Linked DNA regions of Homo sapiens: region 1 is linked to region 2. The links are chromatin loops, found by intact Hi-C in ENCODE. Cell type or tissue: heart right ventricle. All regions are shown on one strand. Links, peaks and the distances in the headings refer to the core of each region. The heading gives the core; the rest is flanking DNA.

Region 1 (11,136 bases), core at 1,653-9,652, 46 kb after region 2:
GCCCTCATTCACCAGGCTCCCCACCAAGGTCCAGGGTGGTGGCTCTGTGGCAAGTTGCCCCAAGTAGGGACCTTCCCAAGCCTCCCATGAGCGCTCCTAGGCCACTAGCGGAGTGTCAACTGCCACAATACCTACTTTATTTGTATTTATTTATTTATTTATTTTTGAGGAGTCTTACTCTGTTGAGTGCAGTGGTGTGATCTCGGCTCGCTGCAACCTCTGCCTCCCGGGTTCAAGCGATTGTCCTGCCTCAGCCTCCCGAATAGGTGGGATTACAGGTGCCCGCCACCATGCCCAGCTAATTTTTGTATTTTTAGTAGAGACGGGGTTTCATCATATTGGCCAGGCTGGTCTCAAACTCCTGACCTTGTGATCCACCCACCTCAGCCTCCCAAAGTGCTTGGATTACAGGCATGAGCCCCCGCGCCCGGCCAATTTTAGAAGATAGTTTGGCAGTGTCCACCAAAGCTGAGCACCAGTCATCTGCCCTAGCTGTGTGCACAGGAGAAGTGGGGACACACACTCACCTTAGAAAGTGTCCCCCTCACTCAGCAGCAGGACTTACTCTAGCCCCAACTGGAACAACCCAAGTATCCACTGTGAGAGGAACAGTCAGATCCACTGTGGAGTGTTCTCACAGTGGGACGCCACACAGCAGTTAGGAATGAGCTACAGCTACACACGACAGTGTGGACGCGTCTCATAGGCTAATGTCGAGGGAAAGCCGCACAGAGGAGGTGAGTCCACAGTTCACAGGTGTGTCTGTGTGCAGTGGTACAGATGGGAAGTAGAGGTTAATTCTTGTGGGGGATGGTCAGTAACCGGGAGGGGCACACAGGGCCTTCCAGGGGGAGATGCCACCTCAGCCTCGCAAGTAGCTGGGACTATAGGTGTGTGCCACCATGCCTGGCTAATTTTTTTTTTCATATTAAGAAATATGGAGATGGGGTCTCGCTGTGTTGCCCAGGCTGGTCTCAAACTCATGGGTTCAAGCAATCCTGCCACCTAAGTCCCCCAAATTGCTGGGATTACAGGTGTGAGCCACTTTGCCTGGCTGCATATTTCATAATTAAAGGACAGAAAGTCTAGAAAAAAAGAATAGAAGAAAGCTAGTGCCCCCACGTTCGAAATAAGAACCACAGTTCACAATGGGGACGGTGGGTGGACAGGGCCTGGCTCTCGGCTCTCCCTGCCCAGCTGTTCCCAGGTACCATGGGGGTGGGCCAGAGGGTGAGGAGGGTTGGATCTGGCCTCTCTCTGAGCCTCAGAGGGTGAGGCTGTGTGTGCTGGGCCCAGCCTGGCATGGGAGGGTTGATGTCCAGGAGCCCCGGGCATCTTTCCCTGGAAGGAAAGGCTGGGGTGGCAGGAAGCCTTGGGAGCATGCACCTGAGATCCGTTGACTTTTCCAACAGCTGGAAAACCTCATGCTGGACAAAGATGGCCACATCAAGATCACTGACTTTGGCCTCTGCAAAGAGGGCATCAGTGACGGGGCCACCATGAAAACCTTCTGTGGGACCCCGGAGTACCTGGCGCCTGAGGTGTCTGGGGTTGGTGGGGGTAGGAACGTGTGAGGCCAAGGGTAGGGGGATCCCCCAGACCTGTGTGTTTCCAGCCCAGATGCCCTGAGGGCAGGACTGTGATGCCAGCCTCAGGGCCACGGGCCCAGCCCTCATTTCTCCTCCATCCTCAGGTGCTGGAGGACAATGACTATGGCCGGGCCGTGGACTGGTGGGGGCTGGGTGTGGTCATGTACGAGATGATGTGCGGCCGCCTGCCCTTCTACAACCAGGACCACGAGCGCCTCTTCGAGCTCATCCTCATGGAAGAGATCCGCTTCCCGCGCACGCTCAGCCCCGAGGCCAAGTCCCTGCTTGCTGGGCTGCTTAAGAAGGACCCCAAGCAGAGGTGAGGGCTGGCGTCGGCCCCACCCAGCCCAGCGCCAGCTGCTGCCACTGTCCCTGCGGCCTGGAGGGGGCAGCGTCCACAAGGGTGCTCGCTTGTAGGGTCGCAGTGTGTCGTCCCCACACAGCCCCTGAAAACGTCCACAGTGGCACTTAGGGAGTGCTTCCCCCAGGGCAGGCCCATCCTTGACACTGCCTTATTTTATGGGGACACTGAGGAACAGGGCATCCCCTGGGCCTGGCTGGGGCCACCAAACCATATGTGGCAGAGCCAGGATAGGAACGGAGCCTGCCCTACTAACTCCCTTTCTGGACTCAGGGTAAGGCCAGGCAGTGAGGACACGTGGGTCCGGGTTGCTGACTCCCTGGCTCTGACCCTGGGCACGTGAGCTCCCTCCCTGAGCCTCGGTTTCCTCCTCTGTGAAGTGGTTTGTGGTCAAGACAGAATCATTAAGGGCCATACAGGGCCTGCCTGCTCCGAAAGCCCGTCTGCCCGAACCCAGCTGCTCCGGGAGGCAGGTGCTGACGGCCGTCTCTGCACAGGCTTGGTGGGGGGCCCAGCGATGCCAAGGAGGTCATGGAGCACAGGTTCTTCCTCAGCATCAACTGGCAGGACGTGGTCCAGAAGAAGGTGAGCCCCACTGCTTGCCCCAGCAGGACCCTCAGGGACCTGGCCCACTCGTGGTGACCTTGGTTGAGGCCTCCTGGCCTCAGGGTCCCTGAGCCTGAGCTCCTCTCCTCCGTAGCTCCTGCCACCCTTCAAACCTCAGGTCACGTCCGAGGTCGACACAAGGTACTTCGATGATGAATTTACCGCCCAGTCCATCACAATCACACCCCCTGACCGCTGTGAGTGCCTGGGGCCCCCGCGCTGGTGTGCCTGCCCCAGGGGTGGAGGGATGGGATCTGCTCTTAACTCACTTCTCAAGGAGGGCCCTCGAAGGCCCCCGCTTCATGTCTGGGAGATTTCCCCAAGTCTGCTCTCAGGCCCTTTTGCTGTTGGTCCTCTTTGGACCTGGTGAGGCCACCAGGAGCCATTGACTGCAGCACGTTCTGGAGCTCAGTCGGGGGGCTCAGGGCAGGAGGCAGCCCGGTCCCTGAGCCTGGCTGGGTTCACTGCTTTACAGCTGTTTGGGTTCTTACTCTGAACTCAGCCCAGGGCTGGGCTATGCTGGGGACACAGCACTGATTGAGCCAGCCCTGGGCCCTGCCCTGGAAAGCTCCCAGCCCAGGTAGGGTGGGCGGCCTGGAGTGGTCAGGGCTAGGGCGTGGGAGGCCAGGGACTGGGGAATCCCAGAGGAAATATCCGACCTGGCCTGCAGTTAGGGAGGGCTTTCTAGAGGAGGAAGCAAACGTGTCAGCTGGCCGGAGGAATGACGTGTGGGATGCCAGCAATGGGAGAAGCATGGCATAGCTAAGGACCGGCAGCAGCCAGGGAGATGGTGGTGAGAAGAGAGGGCATGGGGCTGGAGTGCAAGGGTCTGGGGGCCACTGGGAGGGGTGGGGACTGCTTGCATGGCGGGAGCCAGCCATGGAAGGGTTTCATACAGAGAGGGACAGGGTTAAAGCAGGCCTTTAGAAAGCCCCCCTGGCTGCCCGTGGAGAATGGATGGGAGGGTGCGAGAGGCAGGCCAGGACAGGGCTCTGGGCTGGACTCTGGCATGGTGGTGTGTGGGGCAGAGAGAAGGTGGGAGGCTCAGAAGGCCCTGCCAGCTGTGGGGCGCATGGGCAAGGGCACAGGAAACTCCCAGAGGAGGCCGCCCGGGGCTCAGGTTTGGGGAGTGGGTCCGTGGCTGAGGGCCTCCATTGCGGAGGGATGGGCCTTTCCTGTCCTGTCCTGTGGGCAGCCCCCGCCAGCTGGGGCCGTTTCCCCAGGGAGTCTGGGCAGGTGTCCCAGGCCCTCTCCTGACTGGTCCTCCCCATCCACCTCTGCCGCCCACAGATGACAGCCTGGGCTTACTGGAGCTGGACCAGCGGACCCACTTCCCCCAGTTCTCCTACTCGGCCAGCATCCGCGAGTGAGCAGTCTGCCCACGCAGAGGACGCACGCTCGCTGCCATCACCGCTGGGTGGTTTTTTCCCCCTAACTTTTTACTTAGCCTTTTTGGTTTGTGTCCCCACCCCCACCTCCTCACCCCCTTTCCAGTTCTTCTTCAGGCCCCTCCCAGACGCACCCCAGCGGCCCCTGCAGCCCCTGCCTCCAGCCTCCAGCCTCACCTTTGTGCCCAGACTCGCATTTGGAAGACTCCACCTCCCGCCCAGGCCTGGGCTGTTGGGCGGTTGGAGATTCAGGTTTTAATCCACACAAGCCCCAGTGAGGGGTGAAGCATGGCGCCTGGGGCCTGCCTGAGTTTCTGGCCTGGGTGTCGTGCTGGTGTCTGCCTCCGCGCTGCTGCATCTGGACGAAGGCTGCCTTCTGGTGGGACGCGACACCCGGCAGACAGTGGTGCTGCCTTCCAGGCCCCGTGGCCTAGGCTCGGAGTGGCCAGGCACGGGGCGGTCCAATCCCCCACCCGCTGTCCCCCTATGGGGGCAGAAAAGCAATAATGTCCAGGGGCAGGCAGGGGCCCTTGGGAGCTGCAGGGCTGGGGGTTAGGGCTGCTCCCTGGTGAATGGAGTCAGATCCTAGGATCTGTACCATGGGGAACCAGGAGTGGCCGGGCTGGGTGCCGCCTCCTGGTCCGGCCTCCTCCCCACCAAACTGTCCTCACCCTATGGATGAGGCAGGAGGAACATTTGGGGCCAAACCTGCCTGCCTCCCAGCCCCGTGCCTTACTAGGGCTTCCTTCCAGCTGGCCTTACCTCCCGCTGGACCCTGGGCCTGGCCTGGCCCCACTGGGGGCTATGGGCTGGGCTCACCCTCTCCTCTGCGGGGGTGGAGGGCCACCAGCCTTGGCTGTTACAATCTTACACCGGACAGTATTGGGCCCCATGGACTTGGTCAGGGAGGGGTGGGGGTGGGCATCTCTGGTACCTATTGGGGTGGGGGGCCTCTGAAAAGGGAGGCTCCTAGGCCCCCCTCACCCCTCCCTCTCCCCAGGGCCCCACGTTCTGCAGCCTTAAGGTTGAACATGAGTGCACGTCCATGTCAGTGCTGTGGGACTCCTGTGCGTGCCTCGGACTGCGTGTGTCGGCGGGACGCAGGCACACGTGGGTGTGTGTGCATGTGTGTTTGTGTGAGGGCAGCGTGTCCTCCAGTGTGCATGGTGTGTGGGCTTGGGCCCCATCCCTGGCCCGAGCATTTCATCCTGTGGGGGAGGGGTGCTGACCTAGTGGGAGGAGCCCCACTGTGATCCATGAGCTGCCCTGCCCACGCCTCCCCTCCCTGTAGCAACACCTCTGGGTGTTTGGAGTTTAGCTTTTGTGGGTTTGCTCTCCCTATCCCATCTCCTGTACTACACAGTTCATGGCAGGGTGGGGAGGGGTGGGGTTGGTTCGGGTGGGTGAGGGTCTTTTTCCTCTGTGTGCGATGTTGTTATCTGACAGTTCTCCGTCCCTACTGGCCTTTCTCCTCGTCTTCATATTTGTACGGTACAAGCAATAAAGACACTCATTTCAGACCAGGGCCCAGCCTGCACTCACGCCAGCCCAACCACTCTGGGCTTTGCCTTGGTGATGGAGTCAGACCCCTGGGCCCCAGCTCCTCCTGTACTAGCCGTTCCCTTCAGCAAGGAGGGCACTGAGCTCAGGGTGAGGGCAGCTGGGGTGTGTGCAGGAGCTCAGGCTGGAGAGGGTGGGTGGAGCTGGTGCTGTGGGGCTGAGGGGTATGGGAAGGCTCCCCGCATGTGGGGGTGGGGTGGACAGAGACCACTCCAGGCCCTCAGTGCTGCTTAGGCTAAGAGAGGTGGGGTGGAGGGACAGGGCTGGAAGATCTGGGTAGCCCAGAATGAGGAGGGTGCCTGTGCTGTCACTGAATGAGAGGGAGTGGTTCATTCCACCCGGCTGCCGAGCCTCAGAGGGGGGCATTCCTATCCTGCCCCACCTCCCTGTTTATGCTGCCACCTGGAAGCCTTGAGGCCCCCAAATTCCAGTACAGACCCAGTGGTGTGTTCATGGTGGCGTGGTTGCTGTCACCTGGGAGCTCCTGAGCGTTTGGTTAGAACCCTGTTCAGCTTGGGGTCAGCCCTCCCCTAGTCACTGCCCTTTAGCCTGGATGTGTCTGGGCCCCTGCACTTCCCGTGCTTGAGTCACGTGGCTGCATGGCCGGGCGCTGGCCGGATGGAACACCTCCCCCAGCAAGGGACCAGGGACCAGAGCCCTGGCCTGCCCTGCTGAGCCCTGCTGTGCAGAGGGCCTGGCACAGATGAATTTGAGATTTTGCCGCAAGGTGTTAGCACTTCACACCCATTGAGTCTTTGAGATTTTAAGTGAATGTAAGCAGAAAAAGTCAGATCCAATTTACAGAAATCAGAGTTAGCTACAGCTAGGACTCGTTTGGTTGGGGTTTTTTAGTTTGTCTTTCTAAAGTCATGTGGACCTTAATTTAATTACAAAAGTCTACCCTGGTGGTCATAAAATAGGCAGGCCTATGAAGAAAGGCCTTTTACTCTTCCATCTCGTCCCAGCCCCGAGTTGACCCACGTTGCTGCTCCTCACACCATGGTGATGCAGGTCTCGTAGTGTGGGCACAGGCCTGGCTACCTCATCTTTTTAGTGCCTCTCTCCTCTTCCACAGGATGGGGTCCCACAGCTGCAGCAGCTGGCCCCGTAGTTGAGCATGTGTGGTTATCCTGTAGAGCTTTTCCCAAGAAGGGTGTTTGAACTTAGAGTCTTAATAAAATCTTACCAAATAAATTTTGAGTAGAATAATCGTCTTTTGCAATGTACATTTTAAAAATTTCACACATTCTTTTTTGTATATAAAGAACAGTGACTGGGCACAGTGGCTCATGCCTGTAATCCCAGCAATTTGGGAGGCCGAGGCGGGCGGGTCTCTTGAGGCCAGGGGTTCGAGACCAGCCTGGGCATCATAGGGAGACCTTCATCTCTACAAAAAATACAAAAATTAGCTGGGCATGGTGGTGCATGCCTGCAATCCCAGCTAACTTGGAAGGCTGAGGTGAGGTGGGAAGATCACTTGAGCCCAGGAGTTTGAGGCTGCAGTGAGCTATGATTGCGGCACTGCACTGCAGCCTGGGACAATGAGACTGTGTCTCTAAAAATAAAAAAAAAAAAAACATGATACATGCTATTAAAAAAGACAGCAAAGCAGGAGTATAAGAAAGGAAATTCACCCGAGGTCGCAGGGCCTTGAGTACTCATTTTGGTGCTGATTACCTCTCTGCAAATGGACACGGCATCATAAATTGGTAGTTTCCTGCTCTTTTTGTGTAATCTTTTCCAGTTAATGTGAAGCCTCTGGGGGCTGCCCTCGTGCACTGATGGTTGTGTGGAGTCGGGGGCGGCAGTGCGATTCCCTTTTAGCTGCTGCATGGGGGGAACTCAGGCTTTCCAGCTGCTTCCTGGGGTTCCATGGGGTAGACCCCTCAACCGCTTCAGCTGCCCCGTTAACAGGAATTGACTTGGTTTCGTTTGGTGCTACCAGCAGTCCTGTAATAAACTAGCTATCCATCTGTACTGTGCTGGTGCTTTTGTTTGTCTACATCCCAGGATTTTAATGTCCAGTACCTTTCCAAAAAAGTGTAGCCATTCAGATACTTTAAATTTTGAAATAATTGCAGACTTGCAGAAAACTTTCAAAAATAGTGCTGTACTAAGATTATTCCAGGCCTGGGGCAGGAAATGTACAAGATGAGCCTGGGGCATCTTGCAGTGCCTGAAAGCACGCACTGATATGCTTAAGTCACAGGGACACAGGAGCCAACAGAAAGCTTCCAGTGGCCAAAGCTGAAAAGAATTTGAACAACAAAATAAATAGCATAATATTGGGTTTTCACCTAAAATGTGAAATAAGTCTATTGCTAAGTGGCAAAATGGGGAGAATATGCAAATCTACACAAAATCATAAGTAATTTCTGTAGACAGCCTTCAAGGAGGGCTATGGAACCCCCACTTCTTAGGCGTGGGCTGCAGTGACTCCTCCAAAGAGTGCAGTGTGGAGAGGGGGAAAAGTAACTTTTCAGTGAAGGTCCCTGGCAAACACTACATCATCCAGCCAATCGAGGCAAACACTGCTGATGAATCACCTTCACAGTGTCCCTTTAATGTGATAGAATGGCACTTTCCCTCTGATCCTCCTCTTGCAGACACACACCACCTCACTGAGAGGAAGCAGACATCAGACAGATCTCAGTTGAGGGATTTGTCTGCCAAGGTGGTTAATCAGAAAATTCTGAGAAAGTGACACATCCAAGATCAACCAAAAGAGTCATGGTGACTAAATGTAATGTTTCCTGAAATAGAAAAAGAACGTAGGGAAAAAGGAAGGCTTGAATAAAGCATGGACTTAATAGATGAATATTGGTCTAACGGATTGTGACAAATGGGGCACACTAATATGAGATGTTCATTGGGGAAATTGGGTGTGGGGTAGGTGGGAACTGTCAATCTATTCAAAAAAGTTATGTAGAAGAATTACAAAATATACCCTTCGCCAGGTTCGTCATAGCATTTTACTTAAAACGGACAAAAATGGGATCAGAATGTTAAATTCACCCCTCCACCTCCCGCTCCACATTGTATACCTGTCCTAAAGAACATTCTGCTACATAACTGCTCTCCAGTTACCAAGGTCAGGAAGCTAACATTGAAACTGCTCTTCTGTACAGATTTTATAGTGTTCGCTAATGGTCACGCTTAATGTCCTTGTATGTTAAAAATTCCTAGCTAATGACCAGGCTCACATGTTGCATTCAGTTGGCAGGTGTGAAACTCACAGGGCAGTTATTTTGCAGTTATTTTCCCTCAACCAGGGTTGGTTGCCTCACTTTTTTTTTTTCTCTTTTTTTTAAGACGGAGTCTCACTCTATCGCCCAGGCTGGAGTGCCATGGTGCGATATTGGCTCTCTGCAACCTCTGCCTCCAGGGTTCAAGTGATTCTCCTGTCTCAGCCTCACCAGTAGCTGAGATTACAGGCACCCACCACCACACCCAGCTAATTTTTGTATTTTTAGTAGAGACAGGGTTTCACTATGTTGGCCAGGCTGGTCTCGAACTTACCTCAAGTGATCTGCCTGCCTCACCTTCCCAAAGTGCTGGGATTACAGGCGTGAGCCACTGCGCCTGGCCTAAAAGATATATATATATATATATATTTTTTTTTAAAGCTACTTACGTCTCTCCATTTGCCCGCAAGGAAATTCCTTGTGGACAGAAGACAGGCAGAGTTCAAAGTCATCCCTGTGCTCACATGAGACCAATGCATATCTGATGGCTTCCTCCGTCCTATTGTTTGACCCAGACTAGGCATGGATGGCTCTTCCTGTAAATTGTGCATTCAGTAAAAGGCTAATCAAACTCAAAAGAATGCAGCCGTTTGTCTCCTGTCTATGACCTGGAAGCCCCCTCCCCTGCTTCGAGTTGTCTTGCCTTTCCGGACCGAACCAATGTACAGCTTACACATATTGAGGACGTCTCATGTCTCCATAAAACGTATAAAACCAAGCTGTGCCCCGAATACCTCCTGAGGCCGTGTCACACGCACACCCTTAACTTTGGCAAAATAAGCTTTCTAAATTGATTGACACCTATCTCAGATACCTTTTGGTTTACACAGTTAATAAACATCTTGTGTAGAGACATTTTGTAGATATCCCGATTCCTATCAGATGTTCACCCACTAGTTTGAACATCTATTGATATTTCTTGCATGAAACGATGCTGTGGTGGTTGCCAAATAGGATTTTCCAACCTTCTACATTATTAGTTCGGCCAGTCATGGCGGCCCACACCTGTAATCCTAGCACTTTGGGAAGCCAAGGTGGGAGGATTCCTTGAACCCAGGAGTTCAAAACCAGCCTAGGCAACAAAGTGATACCCCAGTCTCTACAGAAAAATTTAAAAATTAGCCAAGCATGATGGCGCACACCTGTAGTCCTAGCTACTTGGGAGGCTGAGATGGGAGGATCACTTGAGCCTAGGAGGTTGAGGCTGCAGTGAGCCGTGTTCACACCACTGCACTCCAGCCTGGGTGACAGAGCGAGACCCTGTCTGAAAACAAAACACATTTATTAGTTCACTTTCTAAAGATTAGAAGAGCTTTTCTTTCCCACTGCCTGAGTTATATCAGAATAAACTTGTATTTTAATTTTATTCAGTGGTTTGTGATCTATGACTATCATCTTGATGCTCACATTTTCTAGATTTAGCTAGTGACTTCTGCATCTATGTGACTTGCCCTGCTGTTGGGACACTTTCTGCCACACAAAAATATTCCAGATCTTGTACCTTCTCTTGTATGACCCTGGGATCAGCCATTTCTCCAGGTAGCCCTGGTTCCTTTTAGTGGAGAATGGGATGTGGCGGCCAGGGTTTGGATGTTAGGGGTGCTTCTCACTATTGGGGTGTCGCTGCTCTTAAGCTCTCCCAGTGGATTAAGCTAGGAAATACATGTTTGCATACACACCACTTTTTAAAAAAAATTTTTTTTTTTTTGAGACGGAGTCTCGCTCTGTCGCCCAAGCTGGAGTACAGTGGCCCAATCTCGCTCACTGCAAGTTCCGCCTCCAGGGTTCATGCCATTCTCCTGCCTCAGCCTCCTGAGTAGCTGGGACTACAGGCTCCCGGCACCACGCCCAGCTAACTTTTTGTATTTTTAGTGGAGATGGGGTTTCACAGTGTTAGCCAGGATGGTCTCCATCTCCTGACCTCGTGATCCGCCCGCCTCGGCCTCCCAAAGTGCTGGGATTACAGGAGTGAGCCACCACACCCGGCCACACAACACTTAACTTCTATGTAAACAACCATGTGTTCACACAATTTTATCTCCAATTCCATTGCGACACCGACACCACAAGGGTCATTCTAACCTCCGATCTATGTTTGTACATCCATCCTCTGACGGTGCAAACCCTGATTCTACATTTTGAAATCATCCCGACTTTATGGTCAGGAAAGCGAGGCCCAGAGGGGCTGCTTCCGGGCAGCAGGATGAGGATCTGTCTCCAGCTGTCCGACCTTAGAGGGCTTCGAGAGGACAGAGCCAGCCTGCGGGGCACTCACCTTTGTGCACCTGCCCGGGCGAGGCGGGCTCAGTGCGCACGCGCCCAGGGGCCTTTAAAGCGCCCGCCGCGCGTCTCTTCCCCTAGCTGCAAGGGTCGGTGCTTGGCCTCGC
Region 2 (11,136 bases), core at 2,092-10,091:
TTTAGGGGCGTATTTTGGGAGGACTGTGATGCCGATTGGTGAGGAGGGGTTTCTGTTTCCTGTATTTGACGTGTGTGGCGTTGGGGGTTTACACTGATCTCAGCCTTTATTGAACTTCTTAACGACTCTGGAGGGAACGTCATGGTTACTGGGGTGCTTTGGACCATGGAGGTGCTGCTCTGGATTCCATTACCCTCTCAGATTATTTACCAGGCAGTAACAGTTCTTTCCTTCCATAGGGGAGGGAGGAAAGCTGTGTTAGAAGTCACTGAAGTTGTCTGAGCCTTAACATTCTGAAGAGGAAGAGGGATTGGGCTTGGATTTGAGGAGCCGTGCCCCTGCACCCGCTTGTTAAAACTTGGGAGGAAGGAGTGTTTGGGGGAACACCTCTTCCCCCCAGGGAAGCTCTCTGGGGGCATCTTGATCTTGGGATTGTGAGGACCTCTTCCTCTCATTTGGAGACCTCTTGGGGCTCAGCAAGACGCCTGGGCTGGAGTAACTAGAGCCTCCAATGGGCTGCTTTTCAACTTCATCCACTCCTACCTTCCCAGAGAAGCAGCAGGAGTTCACTCGTGGGCTGAACTTGGTTGGCAGTGGATGTGAAGGGTCCAGGAACCAACGCAGACCACTACATGCTCCTCTGTCGCTGGCCACGAAGCTGTTTGTGTCTCCCAGTTACCAGCTCGGTCACACATCATGTTTACACTCCCCACCAAGGCAGTAACAGTTGGCCTTGCAGTGAGGCCGGGAGCTGTTTTCCCAGCTGTTCCTCTTTGCATAGGCCAAGGGGACTTGGAGTGGGGGTGCCCCTGGCCCAGCCTGGCCCAGGGAGGAAGGCTGCTCTGAAGGGCTTGGGACAGTCAGATCCCCCATGGATCTGGTGTCTTATTGTGGTCTGTGGGCTGGTGCTGGGAGCAGCCAGCCCCAGAGGTCTGTGGCCAGTGTCCCTGCTCCCTAGGCCAGATCATGACCTTGGCTTGCCCTGTAGCCTTTGCTCTGGGTCTGGAGTTCCCAGAGGACTGGCTGCAGTCCCTGATTGACCCAGCAGACCTGGGCTGGTGATGTGGTCAGAGGGGGCAGATGGTTGCCCCTAGTCCGCAGCAGTGACTTCCAAGCTGACTGGCTTCCGTGGCTCGTGGTTCCTGGAGAGAAAGGTCCCACAGTCTGTGAGGCAGCGGCGACTCTGTAGAATCTTTCTCCACTAGGGGTTTGTTCCTCTGGTCCTCTCCTGCCAGCTTTTAGAGGGTTTGCCTGATGGGGCTAACAGTGGCAGTGAAAACAGTAATCATGAAATTGATGGCTGACAGTAACTGAGTGCATTCTGTGGGCCACACACTGTTTGGAATGCTTCATATAGATAAACTTGCTGAATACTTGAATTCTAGAGCGGTAGGCGCTGTTGTTATGCTCTCCCTTTTAGATGAGAAAACAGCATCTCAGAGAGGCAGATCATTTCCAGAGCTAGTGGATGCCCAGTGTTTATAGCATTCACCCCATGCCAGGCGTGTGACAGGGCTTTTGTACATGTGATCTCACTTAAGTCTCAAAACATACCTGTGGTTAGGCCTATTTTATGGAGAGCTACGAGCTAGTTAGAAGTGTGATACCATTTTACAGATGAGGAATCATTTCACTCACTGTGAAGTGCAAAGATTTCCCAGAGGTCTCATAGCTGAAGTGGGAGAGGTGTGATGTGAGCCCTTGGCCAACCTTGGCCTCAGATCGTCTTGTCAAGGAGAAACTGGAGGAGTGGCTTTTGTCTGTGAGCATATACTCTGCCCAGCCCTGTGCTTTGGGCTTTATATGGTATTTGTGTCCTTTTTTGCAGAGTCCGAAATTGAAGTTCAGAGGAAGAATTGCCTTCCACCGCATCTTATCAGACCCTATGGGTGCCAGGGTAGGATTTGAACCCAGGTCACTGAGCCCCTAGTGCCATGCATTCCTTGCTCACCAGGTTCCAGGCTGGGTGAAAGGAAGGAAAGACATAGGATAGAGTCACCTCTGTCCTCTGTCCTCTACCTATAGAGGTGACTGTCCTATGTCTTTCCTTCCTCTTACCCCTGAGCCTCAGGCTGCCCTGAGCATCTCTGCCTACAGCCAGTCCAGCATTTCTTGGTCCCTCCTCAGAGTGGAGGCAAGGCATCCTTTAACCCTGGGCAGGTGTGTGCTGGGAGAAGAAGACAGCAAGAGAGCCATGCAGGGGGTGACACAGCTACCAGGGACCTGCGTTAGCTAGCAGCAGGACGGTGAAGTCGGTTCTAGCTCTGCGACCTTGGACCACACTGTTCACTCCCATACAGTGGTCTCAGAAGGACGTCCACCTTGGGCTGTTGTGAGGATTAAATGAATTAATCCACGAGAAGCTCCTAGAATGGTGCCTGGTACTGTGTAAGTCTTGGTTGGCAGTCATGATTATGTTATGGAACGGAGGCATCCAGCCTCCCCCACCCCCTACTTTTGGTCCCCTCGAGCATTCCGGGATCCAGCTCCCCAGCCTGGCCCAGCTAGGATCCAGAACTTCAATGTTCTGGTTTCCAGCCTCTGTAAAGAGGTGTATGGAAGCGAGTGAGAGCACAGGGTTCAAATCCAGCCGTGCCACTCCATGGCTGTGTGACCTTGAGCAGGCTCCCCAACCCTTGTGAGCTCATTTCATCATCGGTGCCATGGGGATGATGATAATTCCCACCTGATAGGATTATTGTGAAGGCTGAGTGGATTAATTTGTGGGAAGCATTCATAACTGTTCTGGCATACAATAAGCCTACCGGAAATGTCTCCTCACTAAGAACAGTGCCCGACACATGGTGAGCTGTTGGTCTGTCTTAGCAATTGTAATTCTTAGTATTTCTGCCGGGACTTTGAAGGCCTTTGCCAGTTCACAGAACCGTGTCAGAGAGCACTAGGAGGAGATCAGGGCTGAAATTAGCATCTCAGTTTTACAGATGCAGAAACAGAGGTCGGGGGAGACATGCAATCAAGTCAGAACTGACAAGGGCAGCTCCCGGGCCCACTCCTCTTCCACGCAGTGGCTTTGCAGCCCTGAGCGCCTCCAAGGTAGACACACTGGAGTCTTTTCAGAGGTCAGGCTCTGTGCTTGTTTTTTTTTTTCTTTTGAGACAGGGCCTCCCTCTGTCACCCAGGCTGGAGTGCAGTGGTGTGATCACAGCTCACTGCAGGCTTGACCTCCTAGGCTTTAGTGATCCTTCCACCTCATCCTCTTGAGTAGCTGGGACTACAGGTGCATGCCACCATGCCTAGCTAATTTTTAAATTTTTTGTGGAAACGGGAGTCTCGCTATGTTGCTCAGGCTAGTCTTGAACTCCTGGGCTCAAGTGATCCTCCTGCCTCAGTCTCCTGAGTAGCTGGGACCGTAGGTGCATGCCACTGCCCCTGGTTCCCAGCCCACCACAGCTCACAGCTCTGGGAGTGGCAGGAAGGCTGGGCCTGGGCAGGGGGAGCAGCAGAAGTGCCTGCAGGGGTTGGCAGGGGCTGTGCTGCACTGGCCTGTGGGCCTGGGTGAGAGGTGAGGATGGATCCTAAGGGTATTGTGGAGCCGAGGAAAAGGTTTCACTCATCCGCCACCATTTACTGAACACCTCGTATGTGCCAGCGTTGCATCAGTACTGGGAATACAGCAGTGTACTTGCCAAAGTCCCTATCCTTGTGGGGCTAAGCAAGACCAACCCGAAACAGGTTAATAAGCAAGGAGCCGGTTAGAGGGGGAGGAGCTAGGCAGCGAATTCAAATCAGGTGACAGACTGGGCACTTCTTTAGATGCATGCGGCTGTGGGGAGGGCCTCTGAGCTGATCCCAGTTTGGCAAGGTGAGGCAGTCATGTGGGATGGGAGGAGAAGGAACAGCCCTCCAGGTGGAGGGAACCACAGTGCAAAGGTCTGAAGGGAGGACAGAGCTTGGTGAGGTGCAGGGACAAGCCTCACGGAGGCCTGTGTGGCTTGGCAGAGCGAGGGAGCAGGGAGGAGATGAGTCCTGGGGCTGCGGGGCAGGCAGGGCCCTTTCACTGGGAGCCTTGTGGACTGTCTGTGAAGGAGTTTGGAATTTCAGCAGGAACAGCCTGGTCAGATTCAGGGTGTTAGCAGGTGACCCAGGAGCCGGTCACAGGCTCCTGCCTGGGGGCGTGGGTAGATTTGACTGAGCGGAGCAGGGCGTTTCACAGGCCTCCCACTTCCCCTCCAGTAGCATCACTGCCTTACAGCCAGCAAAGGCCTGAGGGTTGCCTCCCTCCTGTGGTTTTCACACCGTGTTCTCCAGAGCCCGTGGCTGTTACTTTTAGGGAAAGAGGAGGGGAGGCTCATTGGGCTGATTTCTCTGCCCATTCCTCCCCAACCCAACCAGCCGGACTAATACTGAATAGCAACGCAGGGCAGCAGTCACACCTGATACAGACAGCACCCGCTGACCCTGCGTCCACGCTGCCGTGGGCCTGTAGGCCTGCGCCATTCCCAGTGCTCCTCTGGAATTGGAAAGACCAGGGCTTGTGACTGGCGCCCAGCACCCAGGTCTCTGGTTGGGCTCAGGTGTGGTTGATATTACGAAGGCAAAATAAATGAGGGCCAGGTTGAGAGTGTGGGCATGTTTCTCCACTATAGCTGGGTGATCAGGGAGGACCTCCCTGAGGAGGTGACGTGTGGGTAGGGACTGGAGTGCTGTGAGGGAGCCATGGGAGGATCTGGGTGAAGACCCATTAGACCCAGGAGGAATCTTCTCTGATTCCCGCTTTACAAGTGGTGAGAACTGAAGCCTGGAGAGCCTCTGTAGCTTGTGCTGAGTCCCCCAACCAGGAAGTGTTGGGGACAGGCTATGAATCTGGGCTTCCAGAGATTCCCCCACCACAGCTCAGTAGCCCCTGGTGAGTGTGACTTCTGATCCCACCCATGGGCTCACCCCTAAGGCTTGGTGCGGGAGCAGGCGCTCTGGCTTTTTTTTTTTTTTTTGAGGTGTGTTCCAGGGTATCTTCCTAGAAGGAGCAGAACCCCTCAGAACAAACCACTAGGGTCTCCAGAAGGCCCCCGGGATGGGTTGGGATGGAAAGGAGTGTCTTTCAGACTTGAGCTCCAAGCCCCTGGAGGACCCAGGGTCACCCCTCCCCGGGCCTCTCTTCAGCTTCCCAGAGCTCTCAGCGGAAGGCCCTCAACCACAGGCCTCCGGGCCGCACGGTGGGGTGGTTCCATGGCAGGCTCTTCTGGACAGCCAGCCAAGCAGCGAGAGGCCCAGCTGGGGGAGACAGCCTGGGAGCAGGACCAGGAGGGAGGGAGTGAGTGTGGGAGGGGCGCTGGGTGGGAGCTCAGCCTGGCCCCCTTGGGGCAGGACCCACTGCCAACTCGGCACCCACAGCAGGGCCCAGGTGCTCTGACTGTGCCGAGCGAGGGACAGCAAGCCGGGTCGGCCAAGAGGAGACTGCATGTCAGAGGTCCCAGCAGGAGTTTCTTCAGCCCAGCCGTCCTGCTGGAGAAGCTCGTTCGCAGATGTTGTTTCTAAGGGTGAGGCCAGAAACCCAAGTCTTCCTCGGTTTGCCACTTTGTGGGCCCTTTCCGAATGGGCTGGGGCAGTTGCCGCTCCCCGGTTCTCTTCTCCAGCCTGGCTTCAAGTTCTTCATGGTCTGGTGGGTTTTTGGTGTACACTTACCCAGCTGGGGCTGCTGAGTGACCTGGTCCCGGGGGTAGCTGACGTGGGTGAGAACCCTGCTCTTGGCACCCCTCTCGGTGGCTGTGGAGCTCTGGGGCCTTATTTCTTCTCCCTAAGGTGCATTTTGCTCAGCTGTAAACGGGAACCTTCCTGCTGAGTGGGGCGGTGGGGAGGATGCACGGAGCTGCTGCGTTGGAAAGCACAGGCCTCCTGAGGAGGCGGCGGGATGAATTTGGGCTGATGCTACTCCTGGTGATTGCCAGACAGGACTGAGGGCACCTGAGAGCACAGAAGGGGCTCTGCAGGGCAGTGGGCACAGGCTCGTTGTTGGTCCTTGGGAGAGAGTGGTAGGGCCTGTTAGCTGATGGGAGGGCTCCAGACAGGAATGTGAATCACTCCCACCACTGTACTCCTGCCCAACCAGACGCTGCATATTAGCTCTACAAACCTGCACAGCAGCCTGGGAGGTGGGCAGTGTTAGCACTCCCATCTCGTAGATAGGAAACTGAGGCCCAGGAAGCCACATAGAATATTGGGGTCATTCTCGTGAGTAGTTCGCCTCTCAGTGCTGGGCACTGCTGCAGAGCTTAAGGTGTCTGCTCTCACTCATCCTCACCACAGCCTGGCAGCTCGCTGTCCCGATCGTCCCCGTTGTACAGGGGAGGAAACGGGCATAGAGAGGTTATTGGATTTGCTGGAAGTCAGTAATAGGCATGATGGTTGAACCCTGCTCTGTCGGCGAAGCTGCCTTTTGAAGACAGCCTCATCTTCTTGCCCTGCCTGCTATGACTGGAGTTGTCACTGTTGTCATCATGATTTCTTTTCTGCTTTCTCTTCTCCTAGACAGAGCTGGCACAAAGTAGGCCTCAGTAATCCAGAAATGACTCCATTCCATGCCTGCTTGGGATGTGGGGTGTGGCTGCTTCTCTCCACCCCCAATACCATGACCTTGGCCCCTCCCAAGGGGGGCCCAGGGGGAAGAGATGAGGATGGGAGGCACCCCCTCCCCACTGCCCTAGGGGCCTGATTGCTGAACAGCCTCAGGAGCCAGCCTTTGGCTGTTCTTGGTCATTTGTGTGTTCCATCTGTCTCCAAATATTGATTGAATCACTTCTATGTGCCACGTGTAGTTCTGGATGCGATCGGAGGTGGCAGAGAGGTTGCATTGGCCTGTGAGTGCTTGGTGTGGCTGAAGGAGGGAACAGAGATCTAGCTGGACTGGGTGGGAGAGGGGCTTGGGAAGGCTGCTGAGGAGCCCCTGTGATGTGAGAGCCCGAGGAAGTGGGCTGGACGGGGTGCAGCCAGGTAAAGGCCGCAAGGAAGGCGATATCTGGATGTGCTGGTGGAACAGCAGGCCCATGTAGCTGGAGCCGGGGGAGTGGGTGAGGGGGAGAGAGCAGGGTGGCAGGGCTCAGGGCCTGGGCTATGATGGGGATCCAGGGCTTTATCCCCAAAGAGAAGGGACACAGGTGGGTGGGGAGGGACCTGTGTGGGAGAGAGCTGGCTGGATTCAGGTGGCAGCCAGGGATGGAGAAAGCAGACCATATTCTGCTTTGGAGACAGGGCGCCCTAGAGCCCAGCTTCTCAAACTGGTGTCCGAAGGCCTTGGCGGGTGGGAGGAGGTGTCTGCAGGGCATTGACTCTTTTTAGCTGTGTGTTTTCATTTAGATGATATTTTCAAAAAGTTAGTAGGGGCATGTTGGAAATTATTGGGATGATTCCTTTAGAACCAAGTAGTGACAGCAGTAACATTAGCTGCCACTGCATGGCTCTGACAGGCTCAGGACGGCCCCTGATGTCAGAGTCCTTTATGTAATTGCCACCTATTTTTCAAGCACTGGCCCTGTCCCCAGCTGTGTGTGAAGCCATCTCATTGGGTCCCCAGGACAACCCATGGTTATCAGAAAAATCATCTTTTTAAATTTTTCATTATTTTTTTGAGACAGGGTCTGGCTCTGTCACCCAGGCTGGAATGCAGTGGCACCATCATGGCTGATTGCAGCCTTGACCTCACTGGCTCAAGTGGTCCTCCCACCTCAGCCTTCTGAGTAGCTGGGACTACAGGCATGCACCATCATACCTGGCTAATTTTTTTAAAACAATTTTCAGTAGAGATGGGAGTCTCCCTATTTTGCTCAGGCTGATCTTGAACTTTTGGGCTCCAGTGATCCACATCCCTCAGCCTCCCAAAGTGCTGGGATTACAGGCGTGAATCACTGCACCTGGCCTGCAAAAATTATCTTTTGAGATAACATAAACATGTGCTTGGGCAGATTGGTGTTAAGATTCCATTCTACAGGCTGGGCACGGTGGTTCACACCTGTAATCCCAGCACTTTGGGAGGCCGAGGAGGGTGGATCACGAGGTCAGGAGTTCAGTACCAGCCTGGCCAAGATGGTGAAACCCTGTCTGTACTAAAAATACAAAAATTAGCCAGGTGTGGTGGTGGGTGCCTATAATCCTAGCTATTCGGGAGGTTGAGACAGGAGAATTGCTTGAACCTGGGAAGCAGAGGTTGCAGTGAGCCAAGATCGCACTACTGCACTCCAGCCTGGCGACAGAGTGAGACTCTGTCTCAAAAAAAAAAAAAAAAAAAAAAAAAAAAAAAAAAAAAAAGATTCCATTTTACAGATGCGGAAGCTGAGGTTCAGAGAAGTGACCTGTGTAGCCTGGAAGTGGTAGAGTCAGGATTTGAGTTGACTAGAGGTGTGAGTTTGGGCCTGAGTCCTGCTCCAATTCCCCAGGTAAGCTGCGTTGGGGTGCGGGAGAGATGGGGTATAGCATGGGAGCTTCCAGCCGCACTGGGATGATCTGGCTCCTCTTGGGCCTGTGAGAGTCACATCCCTGCCTCCTGCCTTTAAGCTCCCGGTGCTTAATTAGCAGGAATTCTATAGAATTGCACTCCAGAATGGTAGCTACTAGCCATGTATGGACTTTTTTTTTTTTTTTTGAGACGGAGTCTTGCTCTGTCACCCAGGCTGGAGTGCAGTGGTGTGATCTTGTCTCACTACAACCGCCGCCTCCCGGGTTCAAGCGATTCTCTGCCTCAGCCTCCCGAGTAGCTGGGATTACAGGCGCCTACCACCACGCCTGGCTAATTTTTGTATTTTTAGTAGAGACAGGGTTTCACCATCTTGGCCAGGCTGGTCTTGAACTCCTGACCTTGTGATCGCCCCCCGCCCACCCCCCCCCCCCCCAGCCTCCCAAAGTGCTGGGATTACAGGCGTGAGTCATCGTGCCCGGACTCACATATGGCTTTTTAAGTTTTAATTAATTACAATTAAAGAAAAGTAAAAAGTCAGTTCTTTAGTTGCACTAGCCATCATTCAAACATTTAGTAACCACATTTCTGTCGTTATGGAAAGGTCTGTGGGCTAGTTCTGCTCTGGTTGCGGTCCCTCTCCTGCACCTACTCGCTGTGACTGTGTGCATGTGGCTCTCTCCCTGGGCCTCAGTTTTCCCATGTGAGGAACGGGGATAGTAACACAGGCTGGCTGTGAAGATGAACATTAATCCATGCCTGGTGCTTTGTGAGTGCTCACTGAGTATTAGCCTTGATGCAGACCCACTGGTTTCTCCTTTTGCCACTGGGCCCTGCCCTGGAGCTCCCAGGGAGGTGGTGGCGATGCAGAGCGACGTGGGTCAGGGATTCCCCATGCAGTCCAACTGGAGGGCTCCCGTGCATGCGTGCACATCAGGGGCGGTAAGGAAGGGCTGGCCGGGGTGTGGGAGGAGGCGACACAAGATGGGAGGTGGCCCTGTCTCTTGGGAGCAAAGGCAGAAGGAGGTGGAGGCAGCTCAGGGCTCGGAGGAGAGGGGTCCGGGCTCCTTGGCTGTGTCCCTGCTGTCTCTCGCTGTGGGTATTCACCGAATCTCTCCCATCCTCGGTTTTCACATCTGCTGCATGCAGGTCCTCATGGTTCTCAAGTGAGGCAGGTGGTGAGCCCATCAGGCCAGTGCCCAGGGCTTATTCTGGGGACAGCTCCTGGAGAGGAAGGGCTGCCTCCCTAAGGACTCCTGCCCTGCCCTGGGTGCAAGGGGTTCCACCTGCTGCCCCTCCCCCACTCCCCAGCTCGCCTCAGGCGGATAGTTCCCCTCTCACTCCAAATAAGAGCCACAATGCTGACAGTGGCCCCCAAGGCCCTGCCCAGCGGTCCCCAGCTTCCTCTAGCTACATCTCCCGGCCCTCCCCTTCACCCACTCCTGTAGGCGCCTCGAACGCGCCTCAGCCCTGCTCCTCCCCTGCCTGCAGCGTTCCTCCCCAGGTCTCCCCCGGCTCTCTCACCTGCTTCCGGTTTTGCTCAGACTGCGCTGCCTCAGTGCGCCCTTCTGTCACCATCCTGTGTATAGTCGGAAACCCCTGCTCCCTTTCCCTGCACTGAATCTTCCGTGTGCTCCTTTTCTCCATGGCATTTGTTAGCTTTGGCTATCCTGTCTAATTTGCGTATGTATTTATTTTTTATTTTGCTGCCTGTTCCCTCATTCCCCCAACTCCCCAATGGCAGGGAGTTCTGTTTTGGTCACTGCTGAATCCCTGGTGACCCGAGCAGTGATGATGCAGAGTTGTTGTGATATTTGTGGAATGAATGAATGCAGGATTTTTTGTTTTACCTTCACTTGGCACAAATGCTGTGGTTCTGTTCACCACTCCCCCCTGAAGTAATGAAAGTTATGGGCCCATCCCTGTGCTGAGTGGAGCTGGGGACACAGTGGGGGCTAGGACAGACTGTATCCCTGCCTTGTGGAACCCACAGTCCAGTGGGAGAGGCGACATTACCCACATAGTCATGCAGGTGACAGAGGCAAGTGCTGTGAGGGGAAGGGAAGGCTGAGCTCTGAGAGTCCGCTGCTCGTGGGAGAGGGGTGGTCAGGGAAGGCCTCCGTGAAGAAGATGGGTGAACAGAGTGCCAGGCAAGGGGTACAGCATGTGCAAAGGTCTTGGGGTGTGAGAGCAGGGAGTCTTCATGGGGCCAGGAGAAGGGGAGATTGTGTGTTGGAGCGAGCAGACCAGTGAGGCTGGAGAGCAGGCGGGGCCAAGGCAGATGGCCCCTGGCAGCCTCCATAGGGGCCTTGGACGTGATCCATGGGCACTAGGGAGAGGTCCTGAGCAGGGGAGGGACAGGGTCAGAACTGCGTGGAGGATCCCGCTGGTTGCAGCATGGAGCCCTCAGAGTGTATGGAGCCCGTGGCCAAGCAGACTAGAATATTTGACATGATTTCTGTGGGTGCTGTAAGGCCCTGGGTGGCGTGAGGGGGAAGGTGTGTGTGTGGGGTGGCAGGGAGGAGAAGGAATCTGCTCTGTGCTTATTCTTGTCCCCGTTTCTTTTGCAGCCTGCCCACGGCTTCAACCTGCCTCCAGCCCCACCTGCTCCAAGCAGACAGATGGGGCGAGTGTAGGGAGTGTGTTTAAAAGAAAAAAGAAACAAAAAGTCTCTCTCTTTTTTTTTTTTGAAGTACCCAGACCTTTTCAGGAAAAAAAAAAAAAAGTTTCTT

Evidence for each region. Peaks named below come from ENCODE experiments on the same cell type or tissue, not always from the same donor. Only the 100,000 strongest peaks of a DNase experiment are listed, where the experiment ranks them.
Region 1: it touches region 2 in a loop (2.1-fold over the local background); 21 of 110 quality-filtered maps call a loop at or near these places.

The regions. Positions count from the first base shown.
Region 1 is chr19:40,226,662-40,237,797 of GRCh38, reverse strand. It overlaps AKT2 (AKT serine/threonine kinase 2), which reads left to right. Exons shown (of 14, transcript NM_001626.6): 10 at 1,413-1,541; 11 at 1,694-1,908; 12 at 2,448-2,535; 13 at 2,651-2,753; 14 at 3,847-7,481. The coding sequence ends at 3,926. It overlaps CCNP (cyclin P), which reads left to right and starts at 11,109. Exons shown (of 5, transcript NM_024877.4): 1 at 11,109-11,136. RefSeq lists an enhancer at 10,722-11,136. In heart right ventricle, for the core only: no CTCF peak of the experiment used is centred there; no DNase peak of the experiment used is centred there; H3K27ac peaks cover 1,129 bases.
Region 2 is chr19:40,273,469-40,284,604 of GRCh38, reverse strand. The region is part of intron 1 of AKT2 (AKT serine/threonine kinase 2); the gene reads left to right. It overlaps MIR641 (microRNA 641), which reads left to right and starts at 1,964; the gene lies at 1,964-2,062. RefSeq lists enhancers at 3,857-3,976, 4,017-4,066, 9,297-9,356, 9,377-9,446, 9,957-10,036 and 1 more. In heart right ventricle, for the core only: a CTCF peak has its summit at 5,176; a DNase peak (open chromatin) is centred at 5,214; H3K4me3 peaks cover 1,769 bases; H3K27ac peaks cover 5,237 bases.